Linked DNA regions of Homo sapiens: region 1 is linked to region 2. Evidence: read pairs that join two places in POLR2A ChIA-PET (ENCODE). Cell type or tissue: K562. All regions are shown on one strand.

The links. ChIA-PET counts read pairs that join two places held together with the same protein. Peaks named below come from ENCODE experiments on the same cell type or tissue, not always from the same donor. Only the 100,000 strongest peaks of a DNase experiment are listed, where the experiment ranks them.
Region 1: POLR2A ChIA-PET joins it to region 2 with 6 read pairs; 4 of 35 experiments call an interaction of 5 or more read pairs at or near these places.

Annotation. Positions count from the first base shown.
Region 1 is chr2:156,476,704-156,481,703 of GRCh38, forward strand. The region is part of intron 2 of GPD2 (glycerol-3-phosphate dehydrogenase 2); the gene reads left to right. Among named protein-coding and RNA genes, the nearest start is that of GPD2, 43 kb to the left of the region's middle. In K562, no CTCF peak of the experiment used is centred here; no DNase peak of the experiment used is centred here.
Region 2 is chr2:156,560,045-156,565,044 of GRCh38, forward strand. The region is part of intron 9 of GPD2 (glycerol-3-phosphate dehydrogenase 2); the gene reads left to right. Among named protein-coding and RNA genes, the nearest start is that of LINC01958, 100 kb to the right of the region's middle. In K562, no CTCF peak of the experiment used is centred here; a DNase peak (open chromatin) is centred at 2,267.

The DNA of each region.
Region 1 (5,000 bases), 83 kb before region 2:
TGAGATTGGTAAGAAGTTTCCAAATATTATGAAGTGTTCAGTTTGTTTTCTTTTTTTTTCTCTTTACCTTACAACTGTGACTTCCCATAGTTCAAACTGATGCCCGGAAATAATTTTGCTGAATGGCTTTGTTCTTTTCAGGCTTGAAATGCTGGCAACCACCGTAGTAGTTAGTATCAGTCTCTTGTTCCCCCATCCCATGTCATTAGGACATTTTGTGATACTAGCTGTGTAGTGCATTTCTTTCTCAAAGATGAAGGTGAAGGAATTTGGCAAACAATTTGTAACTGAGTGATTCATTTTTCACATTTTTGTGGCTGCCTTTAAGCCATGGTTTGTCTTATACTTCTTGTTTCTGTTTCTTTGTGCTACAAGGTGGTGGAGCCAGGCGCATTGCTTGCAATCCCATATCCTGAATGAGGATCACTTTAAAAACACATATTATGGCCAGGTTCACTGACTCAAACCTGTAATCCCAGCACTTTGGGAGGCCAGGGCAGGCAGATCCCTTGAGCCCAGAAGTTTGAGACCAGCCTGGACAATATGGTGAAACCCTGTCTCTACAAAAAAATACAAAAATTAGCTGGGCGTGATGGTGTACATCTGTAGTCCCAGCTACTCTGGAGGCTGAGGTGGGAGGACTGCTTGAGCCTGGAAGGTGGAGGCTGTAGTGAGCTGAGATCATGCCACTGTACTTCAGCCTGGGTGACAAAATGAAACCCTGTCTCAATCAATCAATAAAATGCATAAATAAAATCACATATTAGGAAGAATTAGTATGCTGGCCTATCATTAAAAAACCCAACAAGCCAATTTTTATGTGATTCTTGCTAAAGATGGGTGATACCGAAAGTCTTTTGATTAGCAATAGTCTTTTGATTAGTGTTAGTCTTTTTCTGCATTCTGAACTGTGAGGACATCACTCTCAATGCATGTATGTTGCAGTTTTTATTTTTTGAATTGACACATAATCATTATACATATTGATTGGGTTCATAGTGGAGTTTTGATACGTACAATGGTATTATTAATTCACTGACTTGGTATTGAAACTCTTCCTCATCCATTGATCATGCTTGATGTACTATTTCTTTTAAAAGATTGCCTTGGTTCCTTAAAAGCAAGTGTGAAAAGATGTGGCTTCTGCTGAGGCTATTTCAGAAGTGCACTTCTGTTTGGGACATGGGCATTAAGGGATTAGATTACTTCTGCCATCTTTACTGGTGCTATCTGAAATGATACTGAAAAATGCCGATGCCAAAGGTCACAATATCTAATATGATGAGTTGTTGCTAAATTTATATGTGGTTTATATCTTTTAACCACAGTAAGCATGTTCTACTTCAGAGTTTATAGCTTAAATTTGTACCTAGGTAACACTGTTTTATCCCTTTTTTTGGTTTGATTTCTCTCTAATAATTGATCTTAAAGAATAGAATAAACAGAAGAGACTCTGGCCCCAAGCAGTCAAGTTATAGGTGGATTTTATTCAGTAAAATCAAGGCAAAATAAAGACCTATTGATTCCTGGGACATTTTGTCATTTTATCTTTCCTGAGTTAGACATCCTGACCACCCTAATAGCCAAATGAAATGGATAGCAGCAGCTTGAAGTCATTTATAATTTTAACCTGACAAGTTCTGTTGAAAAAGATTACTACAGGCATATGCAATCAATGAGTTGCATAAGAAATCCAACTATGTGCATTTCTTTTCTGGTGATTCCTGTCCCTTTAAGATACTGCCATTAGCATGTATTTGGGGGGTAGCAGGTGCGATGTAGCCATAGGGACTGGCAAAAAATAATAATAATAATAAAAAATAAAAGCAAGAATGAGAAGAGGAAACAACCTATTCCAGACATTGACATAAAATGACCACAGGCCTCCATTAACTCAGCTGTCCTCTCTCAGAAAATATCTGCCAATAAGAGCCATTCTAGCGGGGGGGAATTTTCCTGACTTCAATAGTCAAAAAAAAATCTGCCCTTTGAGATACATTAATTGGCTACACTTTTGTTTGTAGAAGCTGGGGCCTTAAATGTGACTAGGTATGCTCCATTTTTCTGCAGAGTGATGTTTAAGTATTGGCTTGTTACAGGTATATTTACCTACTGTATTTTTGTATTTTTTCTAGTTTCCTAAGAAGATTCCAACTGATAAACTGCCGTTTATTAAGAATAAGTTAGTTTTGAAACCCCAAGTTCCTGATGTCCTAGAGAGCCACCTATTGACTTTGGTTCTGGCACATTTTGCTGTGTTCTTGCATGCTCTGTCTTCCTGGCCCCTGGCTTGTGCCATTTGGTACTCCCAGGACAAAGCTTCTTCCCTGAAATAAAAGCAGGGGCTATATTCTAAATACAAATGGATTGAATATAAAAGTTGGTACATTGTTAAAACATTTTTGGTGATGAGATAGTACTATGAGTGTTTAGGTGCCAGGTCAGCTCCTGAAAACCTTTGAGTCAATTCTGTAGTTAAATTACCTTATATATGTAAAGAAAACAATTGTATATTCTTTAAAAATTAATTAAACATAAGACAGATTGAAATTGAATAAGATGTGGTTTCACTTACCTTTAATGCAGTTGCCTGAATCAGAGCCATTGTAGGTGGGAGAATAGAGGCCTCCATGGAGACTGGTGTTTCTGGGAGCAGGTTAGGGGTTAGAGGTGGTAGCAATGATGCTTTTGTCTCACTCTACTTCATAGTATGGCTTTTCTTCATACAAGCATATTAACAATGCTATTACTTAGGTTTATCAATGATGAATAGTGCCCACTGTTGAGCCAAGTGAACTCTAGAGGTTTATTATTTTTATTTTCTAAGGGAAACAGGTCAGATTTAGAAGAGATAGAGGAATGTGAGGGTTGTTATAGCCTAAGGAGAGGGCAATTATTATTATTATTCTTTTGGAGCTGAGCAGCCTAAATCTTCAATTCCAACCAAGGAAGTTGATGAGGAAAGGAGATGAAGGTTGGCTGACTTCTTTTGCTTGTGTCCACCTGCAGAGGTTTGTGGCCACAGATAACATCCACATTCCAGGCCTTCCTCAGTTAAGCATCTGAGGGCTTTTAGCGTGGTCTTAGAGTGGCTTCTTCTTCATTTTCTTGTCCCCTTTTCTTTATTTTCCACCCATAAGCAGGTGACAGTTTCCACAAAGGGAGCTTGAGTTTTCTTCTCCCCAGACCAGCTGTATGCCAAGGAACAAGAGTCTTAGTACTGCGATATAAGCATTTTACCACTCAAAGAAACCAACCCCACTGGGAATGGAGCAAGCAGAGACACTCTGTGGTGGTGTGGAGATTTTTTAGATCAAGTTGATTGTGATTCACTATTTAGTATAGGTTGGTTTAATAATACACTTTTAATTGGATGAAACTTGGAGGTCATCTTATCCAGTCTAAGGTCTACTGAAAGGAAGTAGCACTTCATAGAGGAGTCTCCTTTTTCTAATTCCAGGCTGGTGGGAGAATGGAGTAGATGAAGAGGGAAATTTAAATTAGGAAAAGGGGTCATGGGATACTTTTAGAACAAGTAAACCTTTTTGAGCAACAGCAGTAGAGAGCATTAAAGTCAGGGCTCCATGAGGAGTCCTCAGGAAGATGGGAAGGTTGGGATGGGAGTGGCCAGGGAGAATGAAACAAGAATAGAGTGGGAAGGAGTACAGGGATTTCACACGGGGCTACCCTAGTCTTTTTTCTTTTCATTATAGCCCAACGGCACTGTTTAACACTTTTTTTTTTAAGTTAACATTTATTTCATACCTTCTAGGTCCTAACTGGAAAAACTGATGTGATGATGTAGGCTTTTCTTTAACCTCAGTGATGTGGTTGATATGACAAAAATCTATTCGGGTCAGAAGAGTGGTCTTTCTCACATAACACATTCTAGGTTTGTTCCTTCCATGACCTGGTCTGAAGGTGTGGTGGCTTTGGGCTTTGTGAGCCGAGGTAAAACTTGAGAACCACTGAGAGCTTTCTCAAAGCCCGGATGTGAAAATTTTTTTCCCCCCTGCACCATAAATAGGCAAGGAGTGAGCTTCAGAATATGAAAATCAAGATCTCTCTCTCTTTTTTTTTTTTTTTTTCCTGAGATGGAGTTTCACTCTTGTTGCCCAGGCTGGAGTGCCAGGGGCATGATCTCAGCTCATTGCAACCTCTGCCTCCTGGGTTCAAGCGATTCTCCTGCCTCAGCCTCCCAAGTAGCTGGGATTACAAGCACCCTGATTCTAAGAAGATCATTCCTCCTAAGGTCTCTTTTTAATGGGAGGAATTATCTTCTTAGAATCAGGGAAGTAAGAAATTCTCATTGATTGGTGTGCCATTCATAAGCAACGGAACAAAAAGGCCAAGAGCGTTATCTTTAGAGCAGTCTCTGCAGACTGCCTGCATCTAACACCTAGCTGTACTTTTCTTTTTTGAGGTATGTTTCCTTACCTTTATTTATTTACATATTTATTCCTTTATTTTTGTTTGACATGTCATAATTGTACATATTTATGGAATGCAGAATGATATTTCTGTGCATGTATACAACATGTAACGATCAAATCAGGGTAATTAGCATATCCATTACCTCAAACATTGATCATTTCTTTGTGTTGTGAACATTAAAAATCCTCTCTTGTAGCTTTTTGAAAATATACACTAAATTATTGTTAACCATATTCAGCATATAGTGTTACAAAGCCCTAGAACTTATTCCATCTAGCTGTAACTTTGTGTGTATTAACCAACCTCTCCCTGTCTTCCCCCTCCCCTCCCCTTTCCAGCTTTTAATACCAACAGTTCTACTCTCTATTTCTATGAGCTCAATTTATTTTAGCTCCTAGATATGAGTCAGAACATGAAGTATTTGTCTTTCTGTGCCTGACTTATTTCACTTAACATAATGTCCTCCAGGCTCATCTGTGTTGTTGCAAATGACAGGATTTCATTCTTTTTCTTTTTTTTTTTTTTAAATAGAGATGGGGTCTTGCCATGTTGCTCAGGCTGGTCTT
Region 2 (5,000 bases):
ATAAAATTAATTCAAGAGCAGAGAACTCAATGTTGACAGTTTCCAAAATCTTAAAGTTCAAATGCAGCGAGGATGAGAAATGTAACTCCTTATCCTGCTAAGAAGCTGGATGTGCTGGAAGCAGGTGTGGGTTCCAGAAGGCTGCCGTGCCCATATTGTGGGTGGGGATCTCTACCCGTGAAGTGAGCGTGGGGCTTTAACGGAGACTGGATCACTTATGTTCTACCTATAAATACATGGAAGACTTGGCATACCTGGTTGGTCCATAAAAGTCTTTTCAATTAACATACCATTTTGTAGTCAGCGAATTGGTGAAACTAACAAATAGTTATTGTTAATTCTGATGTTTGATAAGAGTGTTTGAAATTAATATCTAAACATTGCAAACCAGGTCTTCCTCCTGGTGATCTGGGGACATCTTGAGATTAAGAGTCCTCCAGGGTAAAAAGCAGAAATGACAGCCCTTTCCTAGACTTTATTGATTTCCCTGTGTGCGGCACCTGTCACAACTTTTCTACTTATAAACTTACTCTTCAAAAAATAGTTAACAGTGATTCTTTATAGCTTCTTTTCATTCTTATTTCTAATTGACTGAAATATTCATATTTGAGGAATTATGCTTGATCTTAGTAAAGAGTATCAGTTAGCTGAAGTTTGTCTATATCTTAAAATGAGGCCAGTCAAATCCATATTTTTTCTCAAGGAATTTTGGTGAAAGCCACTATTCTCTTCTAGGCTGATGAAATGTGAAAGAGAAGCTCAGCTTTAGCCACCATTCAGTTATTCAATTACATGCTACTGTTAAACATATTTTAATATTTATAGTTATATGCCTCATTTTTAAAAACTTCCTATTATTGAGCACTTCTTATGTGAGACACTGCTAAGCAAGCATATTACCTGTTAGATCTTTGATTCCTCCTTAACAACCTTATGAGATTTATTTAATAAGTCCCACTTTCTAGTTGAAGAAACTGAGGCCCAGTGACATTAAGCTTTTTTTTTTTTTTTTTTTTTTTTTGAGATGGATTCTCACTTTGTAGCTCAGGCTGGTATGCAGTGGTGTGATCTCGGCTCACTGCAACTTCCGCCTCCTGGGTTGAAGCAATTCTCCTGCCTCAGCCTCCTGAGTAGCTGGGATTACAGGCACACGCCACCACACCCGGCTAATTTTTGTATTTTTAGTACAGACTGTGTTTCACCATGTTGGTCAGGCTGGTCTCGAACTCCTGACCTCGTGATCCACCCGCCTTGGCCTCCCAAAGTGCTGGGATTACAGGTGTGAGCCACCGCGCCCAGCCTAAGCTTTTTGCCTATAGCTAGTTAGTATTGGAGCCATAATTTGAGTATAAGTAAGTCTGGTTCTAATACTTGTGCTTCTAAATATTGTGCAGTACTCTGATTGTTCGTTCTGGGTTTCCTGATGGGATACTATGTGCACTAGGGAGTGGTAAGCTTATCAATTCATTTCATGGAAGCTGCTAGATACCTTTAGCATGACAATGACCTTTGCTCTGCACTGACCTTATTTGAATTTGAATGTTAAACTAGAGGAGGTTTCCTGTCTCATAACTAATCCCTTGGGCCAGTCTTCTTTACAGATTTAAAAAATAAAATTTCATTTAGATCCTAGAGCAATAGTTTTGAAGTGTTTTACATTCACCAGGGTTGAAATAATCATTCTAAAAGGATTTATTAAATGGGTAAGTAAAATTCCAACAACAGTTTCTGAGCCTCCCCAAATGGCTATATCCTTAAGAAAAAAAAGTGTCAAATCTTAACACTCCATGCTATTCACAGCAGCTGCCACACTTCTGCAAAATGCGTCGGAACAATTCTGAAAAGCATTTTGCCTGTTGGGAATAAGACCATGTCTTCTTTTACAATTTAGAAAGCTTTCCATTCACAGGCTGAATTTTCTAGATTACTTGTTTGTTCTTTTCTGAAATGGGTAATTGATAGTTCTGCGTTTCATATTGAGTTAGGAAGAAAAATGATCTTTTGAAAAATGTATCATTAAGTCTGCTGTGTAGAGGTTAATCAGAAGGATGCAGTGACAAAACTAAGCTATGACTTAACAGGATTGAGAGAGACAGAAGATTTGCTGAGTGCTTTATCCATGTAGTTTTTCCTGGAGTACTTCTTTAGGCAGCTTCTCTACTTGTACACAGGTTTTCACATAGGCAATTAGTAGTGTTTATAGATTGCCTGTTATTCAATTAACAACTGAGCTGGCCATATCAACTCACTGCAGACCTGCCTTTTCATTGCCAGAGATTGTACCAGGGTTATCAACTTACACAGGCTTGGATGTCTTCCAGCTGTTTAATTATAGTGTCACACGCTTTGCTTTTTCTAGTTTCATTAGTTTATAAATGTAATATGGTATCTTATTTCTGTGATTAACACTTCATTTCAGCAGGTTAAACATGCTGGTAGAGAAGTATTGATTTCTGACACTATTTCCCCTGTGTTCATTTAGATATTTTCACATGCCTTTTATTGATTGTTTTTTGAAAGTGGCAAACATGAAAAAAAAACCCCCAAAACATATGCCTAAATAACTAATGTGAAGCTAAACCGCACATTTACCTCTTAATTGTCACTTCCTGTGGGCTTTATTTTCTACTAATTTTTAAAACAAACACTTATCTTGCCAAGTATGAGTAAAAATATGAATTATAGTTTGAAATAATCACATCATACTTAATTTTTTCAATTAGCCGTGAAAATTGTCTGTTCAACTTTTCTATTTATATTTTACCCTTTACATATTACATTACTAAAATCTGAATGAGTTATTTTTTGGGAATGTAATACAAATGATTCTTAAACATGATGGTAAGAGTATTTTACTTTAATATTGCCAAGTACTTTTATAGTTGTCACTTAAAAAATTAACTGGGTGCCCTCTAGGTGAGCCAGTCTAGTAAGTGGTCTTTAATGATGGATTTTTCTCAACTTTATTTAATAGTAGTTTTTTTCTTTCATCTTGTTTTATTTAAAGCATTCATGTAATTTGGAAGGGAATATCCAGTTGTTCAATATATAGTCACTAGAAACCTACATGAAGCCTAGCATATTATCTCAGAGGCCCAAGCGTTCTTGCTTTGGTTTTGGTAATACCAGCTCTTATAGTTTGATATAAAAAGTTTAGAGAATGCTTTAATATTCCACTTAATATTTACTGATAACTGTATATGACCCTTTACTAGATACAGTATTTGGGGTATTGAAAAATATTATAATTGACACTGCTGGAGACTTTCAGCATGGTGAGAAAGAGATGAAGCAATAATGAAATTTTGTTAAGCTATCCTGGCAGTATGAGAACTAGAAAAAATTTGAGCTGTAAAGCATAGAGGCCATGAGTTATGTTATTTTCTTCACATGTTATACCATGGACAGTTAAAGTGGGTGATGGTCATTTATTAATCTTGACTGTAACCTGTATGGTAAAACTGGTTTCTGGGTGAGAACTTGAGGGTGGAAGTACTTAATTGAATGAAAATATGTTTCATTTGTTTGAATTTATGAAATTAGCAAGAGAGGAGGAAAGCTTGAAATGGTACATATTGACATGAGTGACAATAAAGTGTTTAGGAGCTATTACAGCAGATTTTATTTTATTCTCATGAGCAAAGGAAGTGCAGTCCAATTTCAGTGAAAGGATGCTCCGTTGGAGATGTAGGCAAGGTGGCCAGTAGAAATAACTAGCTTAATCTACCAGACAAGTCTGAGATCTACTGCTTGGAGGCTTTTTACTGTAGAGCTGCTCTGTGCTATATGATAGCCATCAGCCACTTGTAGTTATTTAAATTTAAATTAGTTACAATTAACTGAAATTTGAAATTCAGTTGCTCAGTCAGGTGAACCACATTTCAAGCGCTTAATAACCACATGCTACTAATGGCTAGCGAATTGGATCGTGGAGCTATGTACAGAATGTCTCCATCTCTGCAGTAAAGTCCATGGGACAGTGCTGATCTTGAGAATCTAGAGGTGTTTAAATATACACTTAGAGAAAGACATACTAAATTTAATAGAATCGTTGAATTTGGGTTTTTTTGTTTGTTAAGTAAAATAGAGAAATTCATTATCTTGTAAAACAAGAACTCCAGACACAACAAGCCTCAAGAGGTGATTAATGATTTGTCAGGGTCTAAGATATATTACTCTTATTTATCTTCACTCTGCCATCCTCCAAGGTGGTTTCATCCTAAGGTTGTTTCCCCTGTGGTTACCTCATGGCTGCAACAGCAGCATGCAGAATTTATAGATATCCCAATGATACTTTATTCAGACTAGCATCTACTACCTTGAATCTTTCTTGAAAAAACTTTCGTTAGGGTTTAACAATGTACAAAATTTCCACTGTGGGTAAATACGTGATATGGAGAGGAACCTGTTAGCTTCGTCAGTTGCTGTCTTTTATTCAAGAAGTTGGAATTAATGTCTCACATGTTTAGCTGTGCTGTGCCCCTTAGACATGGATTATACCCAAGGTCCTGAGGAGTCATTACTGAATGAGTGGTGAGGAGGTATAAGCTCTTAATACTTCAGTGGCAAATAGAGTTTTGAATCATCCATAAAAACCATTACATCTCAAGGTTGGGAGGGGAACTGTTGTAGATAACCTGATCCAACCACCTTCTGGTCTAATACTGTACAAATCCTGTAGGCCATAAAGACTAATTCATATTTTAAATAAGGAAATTTGATCATCCTTAAATGTATTATTTTTAATAAATTTATTCCCAACATTCAACTGATATAATTCTCAGGCTAAAAAGCTGAATCCTAAGATGTCAAGCAAAGTAAATTAAAGTTCTTAACACATTATGAACCCTTTGTGACTCGGAATCTTTTCTTAACTCTTTTTTATTTTTGACTATCAACTCCAGGAGTATTAAAAATGGTATCAATATAGATAATGTTTTACATAGTGTTCCTGGATGAATGAAAAACTTGAATGTTTCAGTTTCAGACAATACAATTTC